Linked DNA regions of Homo sapiens: all the other regions are linked to region 2. The links are chromatin loops, found by intact Hi-C in ENCODE. Cell type or tissue: heart left ventricle. All regions are shown on one strand.

Evidence for each region. A loop is a pair of places that touch in the nucleus more often than their neighbours do. Peaks named below come from ENCODE experiments on the same cell type or tissue, not always from the same donor. Only the 100,000 strongest peaks of a DNase experiment are listed, where the experiment ranks them.
Region 1: it touches region 2 in a loop (3-fold over the local background); 10 of 110 quality-filtered maps call a loop at or near these places.
Region 3: a loop joins it to region 2, with 2.1 times the contacts of the local background. A loop is called at or near these places in 17 of 110 quality-filtered maps.

What each region holds. Positions count from the first base shown.
Region 1 is chr14:67,942,505-67,945,004 of GRCh38, forward strand. All of the region lies in intron 7 of RAD51B (RAD51 paralog B), which reads left to right. Among named protein-coding and RNA genes, the nearest start is that of RAD51B, 120 kb to the left of the region's middle. In heart left ventricle, a CTCF peak has its summit at 1,542 (motif pointing right); no DNase peak of the experiment used is centred here; H3K27ac peaks cover 563 bases.
Region 2 is chr14:68,523,015-68,525,514 of GRCh38, forward strand. LOC124903334 (a long non-coding RNA gene) reads right to left here. Exons shown (of 3, transcript XR_007064223.1): 2 at 1-2,500. It also overlaps a transcript of RAD51B not described here. Among named protein-coding and RNA genes, the nearest start is that of RAD51B-AS1, 160 kb to the right of the region's middle. In heart left ventricle, a CTCF peak has its summit at 1,205; no DNase peak of the experiment used is centred here; H3K27ac peaks cover 1,688 bases.
Region 3 is chr14:68,770,597-68,773,096 of GRCh38, forward strand. No RefSeq gene overlaps it. Among named protein-coding and RNA genes, the nearest start is that of ZFP36L1, 21 kb to the right of the region's middle. In heart left ventricle, no CTCF peak of the experiment used is centred here; a DNase peak (open chromatin) is centred at 1,285; H3K27ac peaks cover 2,500 bases.

The sequences.
Region 1 (2,500 bases), 580 kb before region 2:
TGGTGAAATCTGCTGATGACACCAAATTGTTTTTGCTGATCCAAACAAGGATTTCTGGGAAGCTTCTTCAGAGTATTTGGAATAGTAGAAGAATTGAGAAATATGGTGGCAGACACACTGAACTTAAAGTGAAGGTTTACGTGAAGTAGCAGGAGTAACGTCAATACGTTGAAGTTACAAAGCCTGCCAAATCTTCCAAAAGGAAGATTACGGAGTCTATAGTTTCATGAAAGGAAGACTTAAGACAAAGAACATTTATACATATAGCAAATGAAAACTATTATGGGAATAGTTGCAATTATAAAGTTCAGTGACTTAAAAATATGATGTCTGAATTTCTTTTTAAATGTCAGCAGTAGTATATCTAAATAGGTGTTGTTTCTCTCGAAATGGTCATAGAAGATTATATACCCATTTTATGCATGCTCCTTTCTTGGTACGTTCTTTTGTCAGTTTTCTGTGGTGGCAGGTCTTTATTTTGCAGGCTGTTTTGAATTTTGAAACAGTCAACTGTCACTTAAAGCCAAGTGTGATAAATAAGATGGGTGGTCAAACTAAGTAATAGATTTAAATATATTAAATATATTAAATGAAATATAAAGTAGTAAAACTTATTTTCTTTTATTGCTTTCAAAAGTGATTCTAAAGGACATTACCAATGAGAAATTGCAAAAATGTTTGTGTACTAATAGTGTTAGATTAAGTTCTTGGTTGATAGATTTCACAAACATCACTTATTTAGATATGTAAGTTACAGGGCTTGTACTAATACACATTTTATTATATTGGAGACAAACCATGTTTATAAGTGACCTTTTTAAAATGTTTTCTTTATGCTCCCTAAATATACACTTAGGGAGGAAGAAGGAGGTTTTGAATTAACTGGAGATTTCCCTAATGTGTTGAATTTTTCTGACTAAAGCCTACATTTTTGTAAAGAAAAAGACCCTGTGGGATAAAAAATACGATAGGCACTATCACAGGAGCTGTGGGCTGGCCATCTATATCCATCCATCTATCTATTATTCCACCCATCCCTCCATCCATCCATCCATTTATTTAATTAAGTTATTTTTAACGGTTGGCTCTGGAGTTGACATTCATTTATTTTAAAAGAACAGTGAATCATAGCTCTTTTCCTCAAGATGCTTGCTTTTATTTGCATGGTGGCATATTGATTAAGTACTCAGAACACTATTTGACATATGGTAAGCCCTCAATAAAAGTTTGTTATTATTATGACTGTACTTCTCCCCTCTAATGTATAGAGGTAAACATTTTGGTTCCTATTGTGACACGTGGGTTATAATGAGTTAGGGCCTACTTAAGAAGAAAGTGGAAAGAAAGCGGGTAAAATTGTTGCTCAGATACTAGCATGTGGGTGGAGATATAGATATAGATATAGGTATAGATATAGATAGTGTAGGTATTTACATCTAAGTATATTGTATAAAGTGACGGATTCTGAATTTGCTACATTTCTCATTTCTTCAGCACTCTGGGATAAAACCAGCAAAAATGATGTGATCTGAACAGACACAGTAGATGGCGCTGTAGGACTTAGTTTTTAAAGAAAACAGTACAGCCAGGGGGAGTGGGGGCATGGAGTGGGAAGAAAACTAAAGCACATTTTAATGGGCTCTTTTGTACCACCAAGACAATTTCATCTTAGAGTACGTGCCTCTAAGAAGTAAAGATTTTTTTTTTTTTTTTTTTTTGACAGAGCTGGAGAATAATTTTAGGAAAACTAAATCTCCCTGTTGCTATGTTTGTGCCAGCTTTGTCACTTGGAAAGTATTAGTTGTTTTAAGCCACAAATATATAAGGAAGTTATTTTCTTTCAAAACATTGCCTTATTTATGAGGGTTTTGTTTGTTTGTTTTAGCTGTCTTTGTCTCTGTATTTTAATATTTTTGCTCCTAGCTTTTTTGGCCCTTTGTTGTTTCATAAAAACGTGGTTGTAAAGTTAATTTGAACCATATCAATATGACTATAATGTCATATTTTAAAATTCAGCTATATTTTAATAGGCCTTAAAAATACAGGTTTACATTAAAGAGTAACATAGTGTTTTTGATACTACCGTAGTGTGTTTATGTACTTGATCTTATTTAATCTTAGTACTAATTGTATGAATTTTATTATTCACTTTTCTAGGTAAATAAACTATATCAGAGATACTTAGTAACTTGCCAAGCTCACATACCTAGTGGTTGAACTAGTAGTTGCTGCAAGAGTTTCGCCAGCATATTAAAGTTGTATTTTTTGAGCACTTACTGTGTGCCAGGCAAGCTAACCACTGGAAATACTATAGTGTCCAAAGCTGACCTGGACCCTGCCCTTATGGACCTTACAGTTATTAGATACCCCACAGACATTTTTTGAAATCTGCTGGATTGAGAGTGGGTCATGAAGATGAATTTGAATCATTGTGATTGTTGGATAAGCCAGAGAGCCCTTTCACCAAAAAGAAAGTAAGAATCATACCTACCTTGAATAT
Region 2 (2,500 bases):
AGAATGCTTCCCCTTCAGCTGAAACTTGGTAAGATAAAGTGAATCCCCGGGGACCCTTTTGTTTTGGTGTACATATTTGAGGAATTTTTGTGGCCTGTGTTCCATTTGGAGTTAAGGTTCTTGGTCCCTGAAGTTCTTCCAGGCTTGGTGGTAGAAGCTGGCAATTCAGAGGCAGGCTGTGATGAGAGTAGAAAGCGGATACCAGGCATGAGGGCAGAGGAGAGCAAGTGGCCCTGCCCTGGGATGGGAAGCCTGAGGGCTTTTTTACAGTCCCCAAGGAGAGTTCCCTGACATTCAACACTGCCACAAGGCGCAGAGTGGAAAGTGGAGTTGGGGCATGGTGGGGTTGAAGCTGGATTAGAATGGACTTGGCCAAGATCTGTTCGTGATGTCTGGGGTGGCCTTTTGGATTAACAGGATTTGATTCACTGTGAAGGCAACGTAGCACTGTCTGGGAGGTTCCCTTTTGAGTTTGGGTGAGAATCAGGAAGACAGCCAGCACCAAAGAGCCCTGAGAGAACCCACTATGCCTTATTTACATCCCTAACCCAAACTGGATAGAGGAGCTTTCTCTTGGCCCTGGCATAAGTGCCCGGCTTTCCATCTGCCTATCATTTACCCCCTCAACAGTGGGCTTTGATGTCTACCCTCCACTACAAGAAAAAGCATTTGTAGGAATGCCTCTTGGTGTATGTGGGGGACTGCCCCTTAGTATAGGGAAAGTTGTCCTCCATACACAAAGGTTTTGTATCCTGCAAGTGCTGTATTTTCTATCTGTGTTTGGTTGAAAAAACAAAAACCTACATATAAGTAGACCCAGGCAGTTCAAGTCCATGTTGTTCAAGGGTCAAATGTATTCCTATAAAGCAAAACAAAGAAGCATATTGCTTAGGAATGTGTCTGTCGTGCTCAAAATGGAGTGAATATCAATGGTCTGGTGGCATCAAAATGGCCAGTTCTGTGACAGTAAAAGAGGTTTGTGTCTTATTTAATCTTTTGATAATAATAACAGCTATGGTGTATCACAGCTTTACCAAGTACCAGACACTGTTCTAAGGGCTTTGCATGGTTCACTCACTCCTTACGTCATCCCTCGGTGGCAGGTGCTGTAATTATCCTTATATTGCAGACAAGGACATTGAGACAGAGGTCAAGCCACCTTCCCAAGGGCACACATGGCATCTGCACTGCTCCTGACCGACCGACAGAGAGAGCTGCTGTCACGATCCTCAAATGAGCTATGCATGTCAAAAGTTTAAAAATAAAAAAGATAAAAACATGCACAAAATTTAAAAAGTAAACCATTTCAGGCTGGACAGACTGAAACTGAGAGATGGCCAGAGAAGAGTATGAAAGATAAATCTATGGACAGAGTAAACCCTGACTGGCTTGAAATTAGGGCCCTTACTCCTCCACACTCCTGACGGGTTGGTTCAAGACCAAGAAATAGAAGCACATTGTGAGTTCTACGCTGCTGCCCTGGGAAACACACAGGCTAAACACACCCACAGGCTCGAGCTGGCTTTGAAGTTGTGCCTAACAGATCCGAGATGCATGATGAAGGAATGTTCTGGATGCGTTCTTCTGAGATTTTAGAACTGAGTTAACTCACGTTCTCCTACAAACTGTCCCTTGTAGTCGCTGTTCAGAAGGATTCCAGGCTGCCTGTGTCAATGATTTGACCCCACAGGATGGTTCTTTTTTAGGTTCTGACAGGGAGCAGAAATGAGTTTTTTGACTCAAGAAGATGGACGTAGCTGTAGTTCTTTAAAAACCATTTATGTGATTTCCAGTGTTTTCTCTGAGGCAGGTCTCCAACGATTTCTCTCCAGCATGTGGCAGAGACCACCAGCTGCTTAGCAGGCCCTCAACTGGGCCAAGAATGTTCGTGATAGGGGTTTCCACCCTTTCCATCTGTGGCCTGTGATAGGCAGAGTAATGGCCTCCCAAAGACGTCCAAGTCCTGATCCTTTGAACCTGTGCATATGTTACATGGTGAGGGAGAATTAAGGAAGCAAAAAAGGTGCTAATCAGTTGGCTTTGGGATAGAAAGCTTGTCCTTGGCCAAGCATAATCACAAGGGTCCCAGTATGTGGAAGAGAGAGGCAGAAAACTCAATGTCAGTAAAGCGATGTAAGAAAGACTCAATGGGCCATTATCAGCTTTGGAGATGGAAGGGGCCATAAGCCGAGGACTGAGGGCCACCTCTAGAAGCTGGAAAAGGCAAGCAAATGGATGTTCCTCTAGAGCCTCTAGAAAGGAACATCGCCTTCCAGATGTCTTAATTTTAGCCCAGTGAGACCCATGTCAGACTTTTGGCCTCCAGAATTATAAGATAAATTTTCCTTGCTTTAAGCCATTCCATTAGTGGTAACTTTTACAACAGCAATAAGAAAGTAATTCAAAGTTATCTGGGTTTTCAACCCTCAGGTCATAGGACCTGGAGGACATTGTCCCATGAGCTGGGAAGTGAAAATCATGGTGGTCACCTTAGCATCCT
Region 3 (2,500 bases), 250 kb after region 2:
CACCAAATCAGTGTGATTAGGGACACTGTGGCAAGTTAGTGTTCTGGCTTGGCCTCAGGGTCCCGTGGAGACAGGTCCAGCGGTGCTTCAGCCCTGGGCTCAAGCTGTGGCAGGGAGAGAGGCAGTCCAGCGGCAGCAAGGATGGGAAGAGCAGCTGGACACTCAGAGCATCGTCACCACAGCAGAAGGCAAACTCCAGCCCTGCCGCTCCCCTCTCCTCCACTTTGCTAAAACAAGCCAGAGAAGAACTGCAGGCCTTCCCAGAGGACCCTCACCTGCCAGCCTCTCTAGCAAGTCTGAATGGAGGCCCCTCCCTGTCTACTTAGCCCTCTCCAGTGGTCCGGCACTACATTCCTCGCTCTATAATTTCTTCTACCTTGATCTTTAAGCGTTTTCTTGCCTGTGTAATCATTTCACCTTTCATGCCTGTTAGTGCTGTTTCTGAAAGAAAAGGGACTGTGTCATAGTCATAGCTGCACCCCGGGTAATATCCACAGACACATAGTAGATCTCAGGAAATGCTTGTTCTGAGAGTGGCTGGGCAGGGTAAGTTAGAACCCACCCCGGTGCTCCCTGCTCTTTCCCCACGCTGCTACCAAAGCACCAGCCCTCCCACCATCACCTTCTCTGTTTCCCTGCCTCTCTGCACTGAGAGTCCTGGAGTCAGCACTCCTGTCCACTCACATTGGAATCCTCCTTGCCTAGCATGGTGGCTGGCACATAACTGTTATTGGTATTCACTCATTTCACATTTATTCCACGCCTTCCATCATGTATGTCTTAGAATGCTTTCTACACAATGTCTTTGATTTTTCAACAACAACTCCATAAGAGTCCATAAGGTGGGTATTCTCCCGTTTTACAGCTGGAAAAACTAAGGCAAGCAGAAGTTAAATGCCTTGACCAAGGCCAACCAGTGTGGCAAAATGTCTTGACCGAGGCCACCCAGCGTGGCAAGGAGAAGTTCAATGCCTTGACCGAGGCCACCCAGGCAGAGGCAAGATTCAAACCCAGGCCTCTCAGGTACCCAAAGCCTAGTTCTCTCTTGTAGACCGGCTGCTTCTCCAGCCTCAGGGTGAAAGCTCCTCCCATCCAAACATTCAAACTGTGGGTTACAGCGTGTCACTTCAGTGGAAAGTCTGTTTCTCCTCGAACCCAGGGAGAGGTCTCGGGGAGCTGCAGCCTGGAGCTTTCTACCGCTTTCTACCGCCCATGTTGGGAGCATGGGAAGCGGGTGTTTTTCTTGCTTGCGGCCTTGGTGGCCATTTCCTACAGTGTATCCGCACTGGAGAATGACAGGAAGAAGTGGCTTCCGGCTGGTGCAGGGAGGAGCCTGCCTCTGCCTGCCCTACAGAGAAGGGATTTTTTTTTTGCTCCAAAGCAGCAGCCACTCTGCCTTGCCCTTGGACAGGGAACACAGGAGAACTAGGAAATGATGAGTTTGGGGTAGTTATTACATTTGTTTTTAATACAATTGATTAAGCTTATATAATTTCATCTTTAATAATGGCTGTGTTTAACCGCTGATTTCCAAAATGCCTGAAAATCGAGCAATCAGTGCTCATGAACCAATATTATATAGGACCAATTACTTCTCAGGGCTGTTGTAAATCCAAATACCATAATGTCAGTGTTCACCAGCAGGTTGCTGGAACCAGCTGTGTGACCTTGGGCAAGCTTCTTAACCAGCATATGCTTCAGGTCTTGCCCATCTGTAAAATGAGACCATTGTGAAGATAATAGGATATATATATATATGTAAAGAACCTAGCCAGGGTAGACTGGGTGAGGTGGCTCACACCTGTAATCCCAGCACTTTGGGAGGCCAAGGTGGGTGGATCGCTTGAACCCAGAGTTTGAAACCAGCCCTGGCAACATAGGGATACCCTGTCTCTAAAAAAGAAATAATAAAATAAAATAATAAAAAAGAACCTGGCCAGGGTGGGACCAGGGTGACAGCGGCACTCACAAAGGACCAGGCACTCAGTCTCAGGGTCAGCAGCTGAATGCCTCCTTAAATTTTGTACACTAGGCCCCTCGCTTGCCTGACACTTGTCTGAGCCCCACTCTTGGCACATAGTAGGTACGTGCTATTATTTACTACAAGAGCTTCAAGGAGGGTGTAACCTAACAGCAATGTAAAGATGAGGAAAGTTATCTAATAATACATGAGAAAAACACCAGCGTGGCACATTGTCCTGGGACATATGGTAGATACCCAATGAGCTTTTCAGATAATGAGGGTTGTATTTCAGCAATGAAACCCACAGCCTGCTGAGGAGACATCTCTAGAAGATTCAGGGCTGTCTCTGAAAACACCTGCGACAAGCAAAAATTTCTTTGCGTTGTTTTGAAAGATAAAAAATACTAATCTTCAAAATGTACTTCCTGCTGCATAGTAGGTAGATAGGCACCGTAAGATTGCTCTCCCCTAACAGTGCTTCTAGTGAAATTAACAGCAGGGGATGATGGGCCTGTTAACCCTGCAGCTTCCCAAGTT